Regions from separate parts of the Homo sapiens genome. Here regions 1 and 3 are each linked to region 2. Evidence: chromatin contacts called from ENCODE Hi-C or POLR2A ChIA-PET data. All regions are on one chromosome and are shown on one strand. The core of a region is the stretch at or near the end of the contact, and the rest is flanking DNA. Distances in the headings are between cores, read along the strand shown.

Region 1 (4,207 bases), core at 825-3,324, 4.1 Mb after region 2:
TATAGGTACAGAAACAAGACTAATCAGTTGATAAGTACCTAAAGTGGGTGACAGATATAGGACCCAAGGGATCATTATACTTTTCTACTTTTGATTGTGTCTGAAATGTTTCCATAATACAAAGTTTGGTGGGGAAAAAAAAGAGACTACAGATGAGGATTTTGCTTTACGAAGGTTCCATTACCATAGGAGGACCCAACTTGGCCCAATGGAAAGCACGCAGGTCTGGACTTTGAATTCTCATTCGGTTGCTGATGAGCAAAGAGCCAACTTGCCTGCCACGATTCTCACAGGTTTCCCATGAAAACCACAGAGACAAGACGCAAAAAGACATCCGAAAATATACAGTTATGTATTTGTTAATAAAGTAAGGCATTCTTACCATCTGAACTTGTTAAACTTAGGGAAGCTGTGTACTGCTCACATAGCTGGGAACTGCACAAAGAAAAGGTAATAACCTACCTCTACATGGATCTAGAAACCAAGAAGCAAATTTTCCACATGGCAACAAAAAGCAGACAGATATCCTTCATCTCTTTCATTCTAAAATATGTTTCAGGGGTGGTCATCTCGTTCCTCCCAACTCTCACTGCCGTTTATTAAATAGCTATCCTATAGTTTTTTTCATTTTTCTACCTTTCAGTAGACTTCCTCCCTCTCCTCCCAGAATGCCACTCCTTGACATCAGCAATGGCATCCTGGTTAATCATTTCTAAGTCCCTTCTTTCCATGGCCTAGTCAGCTAATGAAGGGCTTGTGAACGTGGGAATGAATGATTTGCACCTTCATATGGTTACCAGAGATTCTAAGGGAAGGCAGGTAAATTGGAATCTTCATGATGTCGAGTTTTATTAAATCACCAGTCAAAGTAACTGAAGTTTTCCTTGCATAACAAGTGGCCCACCTAAGTTAATCTGTTTAAGGAAGGGGCTAAGACTAGTGTCCTAAAATCAGGAACAGCACGGGTTCCAATCCTACTTTTCCCTTACTCAACTGTTTAAACTTGTGCAGAAGATGCTAAATCTGTCCAGTGTGTTGTCCAGGGTCTTTCTCTGTCACCCAGGATGGAGTGCAGTAGTGCCATCTCGGCTCACCACAACCTCCGCCTCCTAGGTTCAAGCGATTCTCCTGCCTCAGCCTTCCCAGTAGCTGGGATTACAGGCGTGTGCCACCATACCGGCTAATTTTTGTATTTTTAGTAGAGACGGGTTTCACCATGTTGGCCAGGCTGGTCTCGAACTCTTGACCGTAAGTGATCAGCCCACCTCGGCCTCCCAAAGTGCTGGGATTACATGCGTGAGCCACCTAGCCCAGCCGTCCAGGGTCTTAAAAGTTGCTAAATCTCTCTGAGCCTCACTTTTTTTCCCCATAAAGTGGGGAAGTATTACACCAACCTCACAGCGCTACTGGGAGGAGTAAATAAGGCGTTTTGCTGCTGGTGCCTGGAATACAATACTTCCTGGTTAATGTGATCACACTCCTTTCTGATGGAACTAGCTATGCCTTACCTGACTGCCAGACCAGCATCCCTGAGAGCTTTTGCAGTCCCTCCGGAAGCGACCAGATTCAAACCAAGAGCGGTCAGGTTTCTTGCAAATTCCACAAGGCCGGTTTTGTCAGAGACACTAAATAAGGCTGAAAGAGAAGACATTTTTTCTCATGATTCGCAGCACATTGCACTGTGTTCTGCAAGGCCTTGGGAGGGTCTGGGGGAGGAGATTCTCGAATCGCAAGGCCAGCACCTGGACCCTGCGTTCGCAGGCCTGGTCCGGGCCTCCCCAGGTCTTACACCCGCGAGCTGCTCTAAGGCGGGCCCCACGCAGGCTGCGGCCCGGCCGGGGAGCGGGGACGCTGGCTTTCAATCCCGCAGCGCCGCCCCTGCAGTGCCGGGTCCCGCCGGCCGCCGCCAAGGCGGGAGCGTGGGGGGCCGCAGGCGAGGACGCAGACCGCGCCGCTCCGCTAGGGCCTCACCGAGCTGGCCGGGAGCCATGGCTGCAGGCACTGGGTTCAGGGCGAGCGGGAGGCAGCAGCGGCGGCACCACGTGCGCAGGTAGGAGGGCTGCCGGGATGTGGCGGCTCAGGAAGCGAGGGGGCGGAGCTGTTTCCGGGCTTATCACGTGGCCCGCCGGCCCTGCCCGGCGCCCTGCTCTGCTCAGTTTCAGATGCAAGATCCGCGCCCCGGGGCTGAAGGGAACGGCGGGATGGGGTGGGGCTCTGCCTGGCGCGCCTGGGCGGAGTGCTTGGGCTGGAAGGGATCCTGCCTGCGATCCCGAAGTCCAGGCGTGGGAGCCAGCGATCTGCCCACGACCCCAAAGTGAGGCCACTCCACGGCCTCTGGGGCAAATGCCTGTTATTCTAGGCAGCCGGTCCCCAGAAGCTGGAAAGTACGTAAAAGTGCCAGAAGCTCCCATGCTGAAAACTAAACAAAAGGAATAGTTCATATAGCGGCAAAGCTGGAAAGTATCTGGACAGTTATCTACCATCCTCCCTTTTTGTTTGTTGTTTTTTTGTTTTTCTGGGTTTTTTTGTTTTTTTTGTTTTTTTTTTTTTTTTTTGAGATGGAGTTTCGCTTTTGTTGCCCAGGCTGGAGTGCAATGGCGCGATCTCGGCTATGTCACGTGCAACCTGCAACCTCCACATCCCGGGTTCAAGAGTTTATCCTGCCTCAGCCTCCCGAGTAGCTGGAATTATAGGCAGGCGCCACGATGCCCGGCTAATTTTTGTATTTTTAGTAGACATGGGGTTTCGCCATGTTGGCCAAGCTGGTCTCAAACTCCTGACCTCAGGTGATCCGCCTGCCTCGGCTTCCCAAAGTGCTGGGATTACAGGGGTGAGCCACCATGCCCAACTTGTTTTTTGTTTGTTTGCTTGCTTGCTTGTTTGCTTGTTTGTTTTGAGACAGGGTCTCGCTCTGTCTCCCAGACTGGAGAGCAGTGGCACCATCTCAGCTCACTGCAACCTCTGCCTCCCAGGTTCAAGAAATTCTCCTGCCTCTGCCTCCACACCCGTCTAATTTTTTGTTGTTGTTGTACTTTTTTTTTTTTTTTTTTGTATATTTAGTAGAGATGGGGTTTCACGGTGTTGGCCAGGCCGGTCTTCAACTCCTGACCTCAAATGATCTGTCCACCTCAGCCTCCCAAAGTGCTGGGATTACAGGTGTGAGCCACCGTGCCCGGCCCCATCCTCCTTTTTAATAGGCTTAAAAAATAAAACCAAGGACCAATGATTTAAGTGAGGGACTCCAGAGGCCACAGATGACAGTCAAAACGAAGTGAAATTGACATTCGTTGTTGATTTTCACGTCATAAAATTATAATTTAAATATTAATTTATAATACTATTTTATACAATTTAGTCAGTATTGTAAAAGTGCCTAAAAACTACTTAAAGATGGTGTCTTCTTGCAAACCTGTAAATATTCCTGGATGAGAGGAATGATGACAGTCAAAAGAAGGTAAGAGAAGACCTTTCTTAATTCATTAAAAACAGGGAAAGCAAAATTGAACACATTTGTTTCTTTCTAAAAATGACACCTTTGCCACAAAATAAATACATATTGTGGTCTATGAGTCTTTTTTGTGTTATTAGAATTATATTCCAAAGTAATAGCATTGTTTATCTTTTAGTCTGAGCTCACAGCTGTAAAAATGAGTCTATTTTCTCATTATCTGCATGCTATTTATTTTTGTTTTTCCTCTTCCTTTCTCTAATTCTTCCCATCTCTTTACTCCCCAAAATAAATACCTATTGACTAGAATCAATTTTTTTTTTTTTTTTTGAGACAGAGTCTCGCTCTGTCACCCACACTCTCGCTCTGTCACCCACACTGGAGTGCAGTAGCGCGATCTCGGCTCACTGCAACCTCTGCCTCCCAGGTTCAAGCGATTCTCCTGCCTCAGCCTCCCGAGTATCTGGCACTACAGGCGCGTGCCACCATGCCTGGCTAATTTTTGTATTTTTAGTAGAGATGGGGTTTCGCCATGTTGGCCACGCTGGTCTCGAACTCCTGACCTCAGGTGATCCACCTGCCTTGGCCTCCCAAAGGGCTGGGATTGCAGGCGTGAGCCACCGCGTCCAGCCTGGAATCAATTTTTTGACCTCTAAATATGTTAGCCCTTTGCTCTGAACACTTCTCACATTCCTACGAGGAATATATTAAGATTATCGCATGTCTTCAGTGTGTTTGCCAAATTTGAATTTAAAAAGG
Region 2 (4,249 bases), core at 775-3,274:
ATGAGCCACCACGCCCAACTGTTATCTCATTTTTAACTTGCATTTTCCTGTTTAAAGTGAGATTAGGTGTCTCATATGTTCATGACTAGAAATTTAACAATATTTCTTGCTCTTGTAAATATAGCCCTTTTACTTTTTTCTTTTTTACCCAAACCAAAAATGGTCAATAAGAACCTTTTTACTTTTATATTTTCTAGGTGATTATTGTACAAGAAAGTCAGTGTTTTTTAAATTAGGCTACCCTTCCTACCAGTTCTAATAATAGCTTGATCGTTTATTTTCTTGGGGATTCTAGATAATCATATAATCTATAAATAATGACCAATTTTACTTTTGCACATATAGAATTGTTAATTTTGTTTTGTGGTACTGGCTCTGACTACAGCTCCACATTGTCTAGCAGCAGTAATAGCTCATCAATGTCTCACTTCTGATTTGAATAGGAACACTTCTGTATTTCCCTCCCAAAATGCTGGGATGACAGGCGTGAGCCACCACTCCCGGCTCACTTTCTAAGTTATGCATTTTGGTGATGTTTGAATCTCTTACTCAAGCATGTACTCTTTTCTGTGATCAGAAAGAACATTAAAGGTGGTTCCTTATTCAGGTTGTCTCCTTCCCTTATACATTGTAGCCTTGTTTCGGCCCTTTCACTGTCCTCCTTGAATGTGTCCCCTCCCCAGGAGGTAGAGGACAAGAATGCTCTCTCCATGTCCTGCTCAGCATTGAGCTTTATACATAATTTTATTTATTTATTTATTGAGACAGAATCTCACTCTGTCGCCCAGGCTGGAGTGCAGTGGCACGATCTCAGCTCACTGCAACCTCCACCTCCCGGGTTCAAGCGATTCTCTTGCCTCAGCCTCCCAAGTAGCTGCTGGGATTACAGGCACGTGCCACTACACCCGGCTAATTTTTGTATTTTTTGTAGAGACGGGGTTTCACCATGTTGGTCAGACTGGTCACGAACTCCTGACCTCAAGTGATCTACCCGCCTCGGCCTCCCAAAGTGCTGGGATTACAGGCGTGAGCCACTGCGCCAGGCCCATAATGGTATTTCAACAAACGGTTAGGGAATGCCATGAATTTAAGCCAGCACCTAGTGGGTGAATTCTTGAAAACTCCCCTGCCATATCTACTAGTTTGAAGTGAGGGCTGCAGGACCTTTCCAGCCTCTCCCCATCCCACCCTGTCACTCCCCACCCCAGGTATATAAACGGCAGGTTGCTCCATAAACCTGTGATCTCTGGAATTTTGTTTGAACCCCTGGTAGCTGGGCCCTGTTTTGGATCTAGAGGCCACCAAGAGTCCTGATCAGTTCCTGCAGCTAGGAAGGTGCATGGGGTTTAAACGTGCTACTCACTACTCCTGACATGGGAATACTGGAACTGCCAATAATGTGGAATTTGTTTTTCTGTTGTTTTTAACAAATGGAAAGGGCACAGATATCAGAGTCAAATCCCAGATCCACCCAAACAGCTATGTGATCTTGGGCAAGTCAACTTCTGTGTCCCTTGTGGACCTCCCGTGTAACATAACACTTACCAAAGCGCATAGAAAAAGGTCCAGAAAAGATCTGAGAGAAGGCTGTAGGGTTGTTCCAGGCCTCTGCAATCAAACTGATGGAGTTCAAACCCCACCTGTGCCGTTTATTACCTCGACGGATCACTAGTCTCCGTATCTCAGCTTTCTCTGTTCATGCATAAACTGGGGACAGTAAGAGTACATAGTTGATGGGGCAGTTGTGAAGATTAAACGAGGTAACAGGCCAATCTTTATCATAAAGCTAAAGCTCACCGTGAGCGCCCCATGGACATTAGCCTTATTGCTTTTATTGTCACAAAGGTGGCTGTGGCGAGAGACAGCACTTTGTACCGTACCCGTCGGACCCGGTGAGCTGGAGGGGCGAGCTTTTTATTGGCCTCGAGGCCCGGGGCACGGGGAGGCGGGCCGTCCGCGGCTGTCCTAGCACCTCCGCGGCAGCAGAGGGCCCTGGCGGCGGCTGCGGGTCGCGCGGCGTGGGTGACGGGGGTGCAGGGCGGGGCCTAACGAGCAGCCCCCGCAGGGGCGGAGACGAGGGCGGGCCGGAGGCGGAGGCGCGGCCTGGAGAGGGATGGGGCGGAAGCGGGGCGGGCGGTGCAGCCTAGCGAGGGGCGGGGCGGACGAGGAAGCGTGACGAGCGGCGGGGCGGGTGGAGCAGCCTGGCGAGGAGCGGGGCGGGGTGGGCGGCACGGCCTGACAAGGGGCGGGGAGCGCAAGGAGGCCTGACGAAGGGCGGGGCGGAGCAAGGGCGGGGGCAGGGCGAGTAGTGGGGTACAGCGAGGGCCGGAGCGGATGGGGGAAACCTGGTGAGGGGCGGGACAAAGCGGGGAGGGCGGTGCAGCCTGGCGAGAGGCGGGGCGGACGAGGAAGCTTGACGAGGGGCGGGGCGGGCGGTGCAGCCCTGCGAGGGGCAGGGCGGGCGGTGCTTCCTGGCGAGGGGCGGGGCGGGGCGGGCGGTGCGGCCAAGCTAGGGGCGGGGCAAGGGCGGGGCAAGGCGGGTGGTGGTGCCCAGCGAGGGGCGGAGCGGACAGGGTAAGCCCGCCGAGGGGCGGGGCTGACCGAGGTGGGCGGGGCGGATGCCGAGGGGCGGGGAGAGGTGGGCGGGGAGGCCAAACATGGGGCGGGGCGGCGCGGCCGGGGAAGCGTGATGAAGGCCTACGAGTGCGGCGCGGCCTGAAGGGGCACGCGGGGGACCTGCAAAGCTAGTGAGGGGCGGGGCAGGCGGCGCGGTGGGGGCGGGCCGAGCCCGGAGGCCAGATGAGCGGACACAGCCCCACGCGCGGGGCCATGCAGGTAAGTGGCTCCCGACGGCCCCACTTGAATTTCGATCCCAGACCGGGTCCGGCGCCCTCCGGGGCCCAAGCTTAGCGCGGTGCTGCAGTGGGGCCGCCTGACCCAAAGCGAAACCGAAAGCCCCGCGGAGGGTGACCTGACGACTTTCCCGGGACTGGAAGGGGGAGTCCTGCGAGAGACTAGGTGGGTGCGAGAGAGGAGTCAGGGTGCTCCTTGGGGTACAGGGCTTTGGCTCCGGGCTGGGTACGCGCACGTGATGCAGGCCGCCTCAGAGTATGGGGCCCGCTTGGGATCCCGGAGTTTGGGAGCAGAACAGGATTTCCTAGCTGGGCAGGGACATGGGGGCGGGACTTAGGGAGTCGGGCTAAAGTTCGGATTAAGGGGCGGGCCTGGCTCATGATCCTGGGCCGGCGGGCTGAAGCTTTCAACGGAGTTTCAGCCCTGGGTTTGGGTCTCTCGGTGGGGACGGGCGGAAGCAGAGGTCTGTGCCTTAGAGTGGTCACTTCTGGGGGTGGGGATGGGAGAATCCTCGGAACCTGGGTGAAAGGTCAGGGGTCCCAGACCTTGTAAAAGTCTGAGCATCCCCCTCCCCTAGGTGGCCATGAACGGTAAGGCCCGCAAAGAGGCGGTGCAGACTGCGGCTAAGGAACTCCTCAAGTTCGTGAACCGGAGTCCCTCTCCTTTCCATGGTAAGCGGTGGCCAGGGCAAGGGAGGAGGGTGGAGGCTGATGCGCCCTTCACCAGCTTCCATCGCTGTGAGAGGGTGCTTTTCCCACAGCTGTGGCTGAATGCCGCAACCGCCTTCTCCAGGCTGGCTTCAGTGAACTCAAGGAGACTGAGAAATGGAATATTAAGCCCGAGAGCAAGGTACTGGGGGTGGGGTGGGGGTGGAAAGGCAGGTCCCTAGGCTGGTCTCCAAGCCCTGTGTGCCAGCTGAGTAATGCAACTCACACCCCTGTCTTTCCTCCCCTTCTCCTCAGTACTTCATGACCAGGAACTCCTCCACCATCATAGCTTTTGCTGTAGGGGGCCAGTACGTTCCTGGCAATGGCTTCAGCCTCATCGGGGCCCACACGGACAGCCCCTGCCTCCGGGTAAGGAACTCGGACGGTGTTGGGGTGGGAGGAGATGTCAGAGGGAGTACAGGGCAAAAGAGAACTAGGAGGTACAAACTGGGGCCTCTATCCCCTGGAGTAAGGGAGAAGGTAAACTTGTTGGCCCCTTCCTTCACACCTTGAGCCTTTCATGTGACACTAATATTCGCTGTCTGTTACTTATGAGTAGCCAAAGTCTCATCTCCACATATCGTCATGAAGCCTTCTCTGACTTCTCCATCTTTACACTCAGGTGAAACGTCGGTCTCGCCGCAGCCAGGTGGGCTTCCAGCAAGTCGGTGTGGAGACCTATGGTGGTG
Region 3 (4,345 bases), core at 395-2,894, 4.6 Mb before region 2:
CAGGCATGGTGGTAGGTGCTTGTAATCCCAGCTACTCGGGAAGCTGAGACAGGTGAATCCCTTTAACCTGGGAGGCGGAGGTTGCCGTAAACCGAGATCGCACCACTGCACTCCAGCCTGGGTGACGGAGTGAGTTCGTCTCAAAAAACTAAAACAAAACAAAACAAAAACAAAAAGAAAGTTCTAGTAAATCACTGTACATAGAAGTACCATCTGATTCACATCCATAATTTAAAGTTTTTATTAGCTACCTTAAAAAAATAAGCAGGTCATATTAATTTTAATAGTATCTAACTCAATATATCCAAAATAGTATCATTTCAACATGTAATCATTGTAACAATTATTGATGAACTATATTACATCTTTTTTGTTTTGTGCTAAGTCTATAAAATCTTGTAGTATTTTGCACTTGTACTACATCTCAGTTTGGACAAGCCACATTTCAAGTGCTCTATAGTCATGTGGATAGTACGGTTCTAATGCAATTCTGCAATTCAGGTGTCAGAATAATATAGTGGGGCAGAAGTTTGGAGTCATTGACTTCCTGAGTCCAAATTTTGGCTCTTGAACTTACTGGTTGTCAATGACCTCTAGCCAAAAACCACCAGGAACAAATGGGGTTGATTGCTTGTTGGAGGGAGAAGACACACCATTGGGAATGGTGAGGTGTCTGGGTAAAGGGATGTTCGGACAGTTTTATTATAGGATTTGTGTTTGTGTTAGGTGACCTGGGAGAGCTTAAGGAAGAGAGGCTCTCCTGTGGACTGGATGTTGTCAGGAAATGCGTATAATTCTAAGGTTGCATATCTTAATAAATCTTATCTAAATGGAGGAAGACTAGATAGCGGTTAACATTATAATTAATAAAGAAATAAGAGTCACTCATATTAGCCAGGATAGGGGGATGTTTGGTAATTTCTGTGGCTTGTACATCGCTCATATTTTGGCCGTGTTTAGATGTGATTATGGAGTGGCCTCGTCTGATGTTTATGTTCCACAGGAAGCAAACACTTCCTAGCAACACCAAAGCTCAGCTGATAGTACCAGGCAGCTCCTGGAGATCAAGGGCTGCTTTTCTCCCTCTCATAGCTGTGCAACCTTAAGGTAGTGATCAAACTTCTCTGGTTGTTTTCTCATCTCTAAAATGGGAATACAAGAGCATCTATTTCATCTCTTAAAATTATCAGTATTAAATGAGATGCAAAGACACTGAGTTAATGCCTGGTATATGGTCACCACTCAGTGCTATCTATTGTAGTTCAAAGATTCTAAGATGCACTATATTTTTTCACATTTTAACATTTCTGAAAGTGTGTGCCTTTCAAACAATGGCTTCTTCAAATGGATGAAATGTAGTATTGTAATTTCTGAAATCTCTGGTTTGGGGGACAATTCCTTGTCCCCTCCAGGTGCTCAATTTATTCCTGGGTGAATGGCTTTACTTTTAAACCTTCCTTACTTTCCCCATTTCTCCGCAGGCGCCCCGTGGCATCCTCTCCCAGCCACAGACTTTCAGCTTGCGCGGCATCCCCAGGCAATACGGGCGGTGCGGCGGCAGCACTCGGGGGCTTACGGCGGCGCGGCGCCCAAGAGGCCCCAGCAGCCGAAGGGAAACCGGCGCGTCCCCCGCCCGCCCAGGCGTCAGCTGATGGGCTGCCTGCCGAGGAGGCCGCAGCAGTCGCCGCGCGAACATGGCGGCCGAAATCCACTCCAGGCCGCAGAGCAGCCGCCCGGTGCTGCTGAGCAAGATCGAGGGGCACCAGGACGCCGTCACGGCCGCGCTGCTCATCCCCAAGGAGGACGGCGTGATCACGGCCAGCGAGGACAGGTAGGGCCCGGGCGCAGCCGGGGCGGCCCGAACTCCGCGACGACGGGGTGTGGGGGCGGTGGGGTCCGCGGCCCCGGTCCTTCCTGCGTGAGGGGGCTCCCCCGGCAGCACGGCCCCACCCCCACTCTGCGCCCCTTAGCTCCGCCGGGTTCCCGGTTCCCTCCCGCCGGTCCTCCAGCCTCGACTTGCACCTTTCCAGCCTGGGACCCCGGTCTCGCCGCGCCCCTCCAGCCCGGATCCCCTGTCCCACCGCGCCCCTCCAGCCCGGGAACTCCGTCTCACCGCGCCGCCCAAGCCCGGGACCCTTGTTCCAACGTGTCTTTCCAGCCCAGGACCCCTGTTCCAGTGCGCCCTACCGCGCCCCTCCCAGCCCACCTCGCCCCTCCTGCTCAGGACCCCTGTTCCAATGCTCCCCAACGCGCCCCTCCAGTCCGGGACCCTTGTCCCACTGCGCCCGTCCATCCCGGGAGCTCCGTCCCACCGCGCCCCTCTAGCCCGGATCTTCTGTCCCACTGCGCCCCTCCAGCCCGGGAACTCTGTCCCACCGCGCCACTCAAGCCCGGGACCCCGGTTCCAGTGCGCCCCAACGCACCTCTCCAGCCCAGGACCTCTGTCTCACCGCGCCCCTCCAGCGCGGGAACTCTGTCTCACCGCGCTGCTCAAGCCGGGGACCCCTGTTCCAGTGCGCACCAACGCGCCCCTCCCAGCCCACCGCGCTCCTCCAACCAGGGAACCCCGACCTGCGGTGTCGCACTAGCCTGGGACCTTCGTCCCGGTCTCTCTCCCTGGCGGGGTTTAGCCTGGTACTCGGAAGGTGTTTCTTGGCCCTCCCGGGTCAGTTCCAAATCGTCTCCTCTGGAAGCGTGGAGGACCGGCGGCTGGTCACTGCGGACCCTGGTGCCCGGGGCTTGCTTCTTTGCGAGGAACTCCAGCCGCCTTCGCTCTCTTCCTCCCCCTGTACTCAGGGATTTCACGCCACGCCAGGCCTCTAGATCAGTTATTTTTGCCACGGCTGCTAGAATCACCTGAACTCTTATTTACTAAATAGGTTTTTGTGAAAGTGACTCATTTTTAAAAATATTTGGATGCATTTATTTTAAAAGGAAATCTTATTTATTAGGAAAACTAACATTACTCACCAGACAGAGTAAACTAATAACTAAAACATGTTAATTGGCATGCACACAGAGTCCTCTCTTGCACTGTGACATCTTGCATTGGACGCCCACCATGCTTTTGGGAAACACTGATTGGGTCCAGTTTTCTCATTTCTCCTAAGAGGAAGCCGAGGCTGGTGGAGGTGTAGCTTGCTGCTAAGTTACAGAGATACTGGTGAAGCCGGAAATGCAATCCAGAACTCCCACCAGCTCTGGGCCTGAGTGATTGGATTGGAACAGTATTTATGATTCGACTTTAAACTTTAGCGTCTTTCAAATCCTAAAGGTTTACAATGTCAGTAGCTTTCCGGTGGGAATTTGAAGGAAATGACTGATGTTTATTGAATGAAACTGTGTTTCCTTGATGCAATGAGCCGTCTTAAATAGGGATAGTCCACAAGTCCAAAAGCTTTCTGGAGGATGGAAGGTACTGCTATTCTCTTAAAGCTGAAGGCGTGGTCTCTAGCCTTTTGTAATTATACCTTTTGAAGTGACATTGACCCTATCCTGAATGGGAAGAAAAAGCCTGAAGCCCCCAACTCCTGTTGGTCCTTTGGATTTTGCTTTTGAGTGAGCTTGTGCCTTTTTCCTCAATTAGATAATGAGCTGATTGTGAGCAGGCAGTGGCCTCTCCCTGCTGGTTCACCTGTAGCTGACTTCCAACAAGGAGGGGAGTGATTGGCAGGACCTGGCTGTGGGTCTGTAAAGCAGAAAGGAGTGAGAGAGATCGAGTGCATGAGACCTGGGGAGAAGGTGGGGACCTGAAAAAGGCAAGGACAGAATAATGACTTTTTTTTTTTTTTTTTAAGATGGAGGCTTGCTCTGTCACCCAGGCTGGATGGAGTGCAGTGGCATCATCTTGGCTCACTGCAACCTCCGCCTCCCAGGTTCAAGCGATTCTCCTGCCTCAACCTCCTGAGTAGCTGGGACTATAGGCGCCTGCCACCACGCCCAGCTAATTTTTCTATTTTTAGTAGAGACAGGGTTTCACCATGTTGGTCAGGATGGTCTCGATCTCCTGACCTCGTGATCCACCCGCCTTGGCCTCCCGAAGTGTTGGGATTACAAGCATGATCCACTGGTGTCCGGCCAGAATAATGACTCTTGCATGATGTGAACGTAGATGCAGACAACACTCTTTAAAAGTTAGCCTTTGGGCCGGGCGCGGTGGCTCACGCCTGTAATCCCAGCACTTTGGGAGGCCGAGGCGGGTGGATCATGAGGTCAGGAGATCGAGACCATCCTGGCTAACAAGGTGAAACCCCGTCTCTACTAAAAATACAAAAAATTAGCCGGGCGCGGTGGCGGGCGCCTGTAGTCCCAGCTACTGGGGAGGCTGAGGCAGGAGAATGGCGTG

Evidence for each region. Hi-C counts contacts between places; a loop is a spot of excess contacts on that map. ChIA-PET counts read pairs that join two places held with the same protein, here RNA polymerase II (POLR2A). Pooled maps may share reads with other maps.
Region 1: a loop to region 2 is called in a map of CD4-positive, alpha-beta T cell, with 8 times the contacts of the local background. The contact joins the promoter of ATIC here to the promoter of DNPEP-AS1 in region 2. A Hi-C loop is called at or near these places in 1 of 168 maps with a recorded cell type or tissue (CD4-positive, alpha-beta T cell) and 5 of 50 pooled maps. POLR2A ChIA-PET finds 5 or more read pairs at or near these places in 2 of 52 experiments (activated B cell and naive thymus-derived CD8-positive, alpha-beta T cell).
Region 3: a loop to region 2 is called in a pooled map, with 6 times the contacts of the local background. The contact joins the promoter of WDFY1 here to the promoter of DNPEP-AS1 in region 2. A Hi-C loop is called at or near these places in 3 of 168 maps with a recorded cell type or tissue (CD4-positive, alpha-beta T cell, CD8-positive, alpha-beta T cell and naive thymus-derived CD4-positive, alpha-beta T cell) and 10 of 50 pooled maps. POLR2A ChIA-PET finds 5 or more read pairs at or near these places in 1 of 52 experiments (activated T-cell).

The regions. Positions count from the first base shown.
Region 1 is chr2:215,309,926-215,314,132 of GRCh38, reverse strand. ATIC (5-aminoimidazole-4-carboxamide ribonucleotide formyltransferase/IMP cyclohydrolase) reads right to left here and starts at 2,074. Exons shown (of 16, transcript NM_004044.7): 1 at 1,972-2,074; 2 at 1,509-1,635. The coding sequence starts at 1,990. It overlaps LOC124907975 (a long non-coding RNA gene), which reads left to right and starts at 2,161. Exons shown (of 2, transcript XR_007088075.1): 1 at 2,161-3,454. RefSeq lists silencers at 1,730-2,099, 2,110-2,189 and an enhancer at 1,720-2,370.
Region 2 is chr2:219,386,345-219,390,593 of GRCh38, reverse strand. It overlaps DNPEP-AS1 (DNPEP antisense RNA 1), which reads right to left and starts at 2,024. Exons shown (of 4, transcript NR_183823.1): 1 at 1,798-2,024; 2 at 1,546-1,707. DNPEP (aspartyl aminopeptidase) reads left to right here and starts at 2,682. Exons shown (of 15, transcript NM_012100.4): 1 at 2,682-2,835; 2 at 3,431-3,524; 3 at 3,614-3,702; 4 at 3,816-3,929; 5 at 4,183-4,249. The coding sequence starts at 2,800. RefSeq lists silencers at 1,881-2,030, 2,111-2,630, 2,651-2,890 and an enhancer at 3,155-4,001.
Region 3 is chr2:223,942,634-223,946,978 of GRCh38, reverse strand. It overlaps WDFY1 (WD repeat and FYVE domain containing 1), which reads left to right and starts at 1,644. Exons shown (of 12, transcript NM_020830.5): 1 at 1,644-1,831. The coding sequence starts at 1,695. LOC124907989 (a long non-coding RNA gene) reads right to left here and starts at 3,755. Exons shown (of 2, transcript XR_007088100.1): 1 at 2,572-3,755. RefSeq lists a silencer at 1,893-2,072 and enhancers at 2,643-2,702, 2,713-2,832.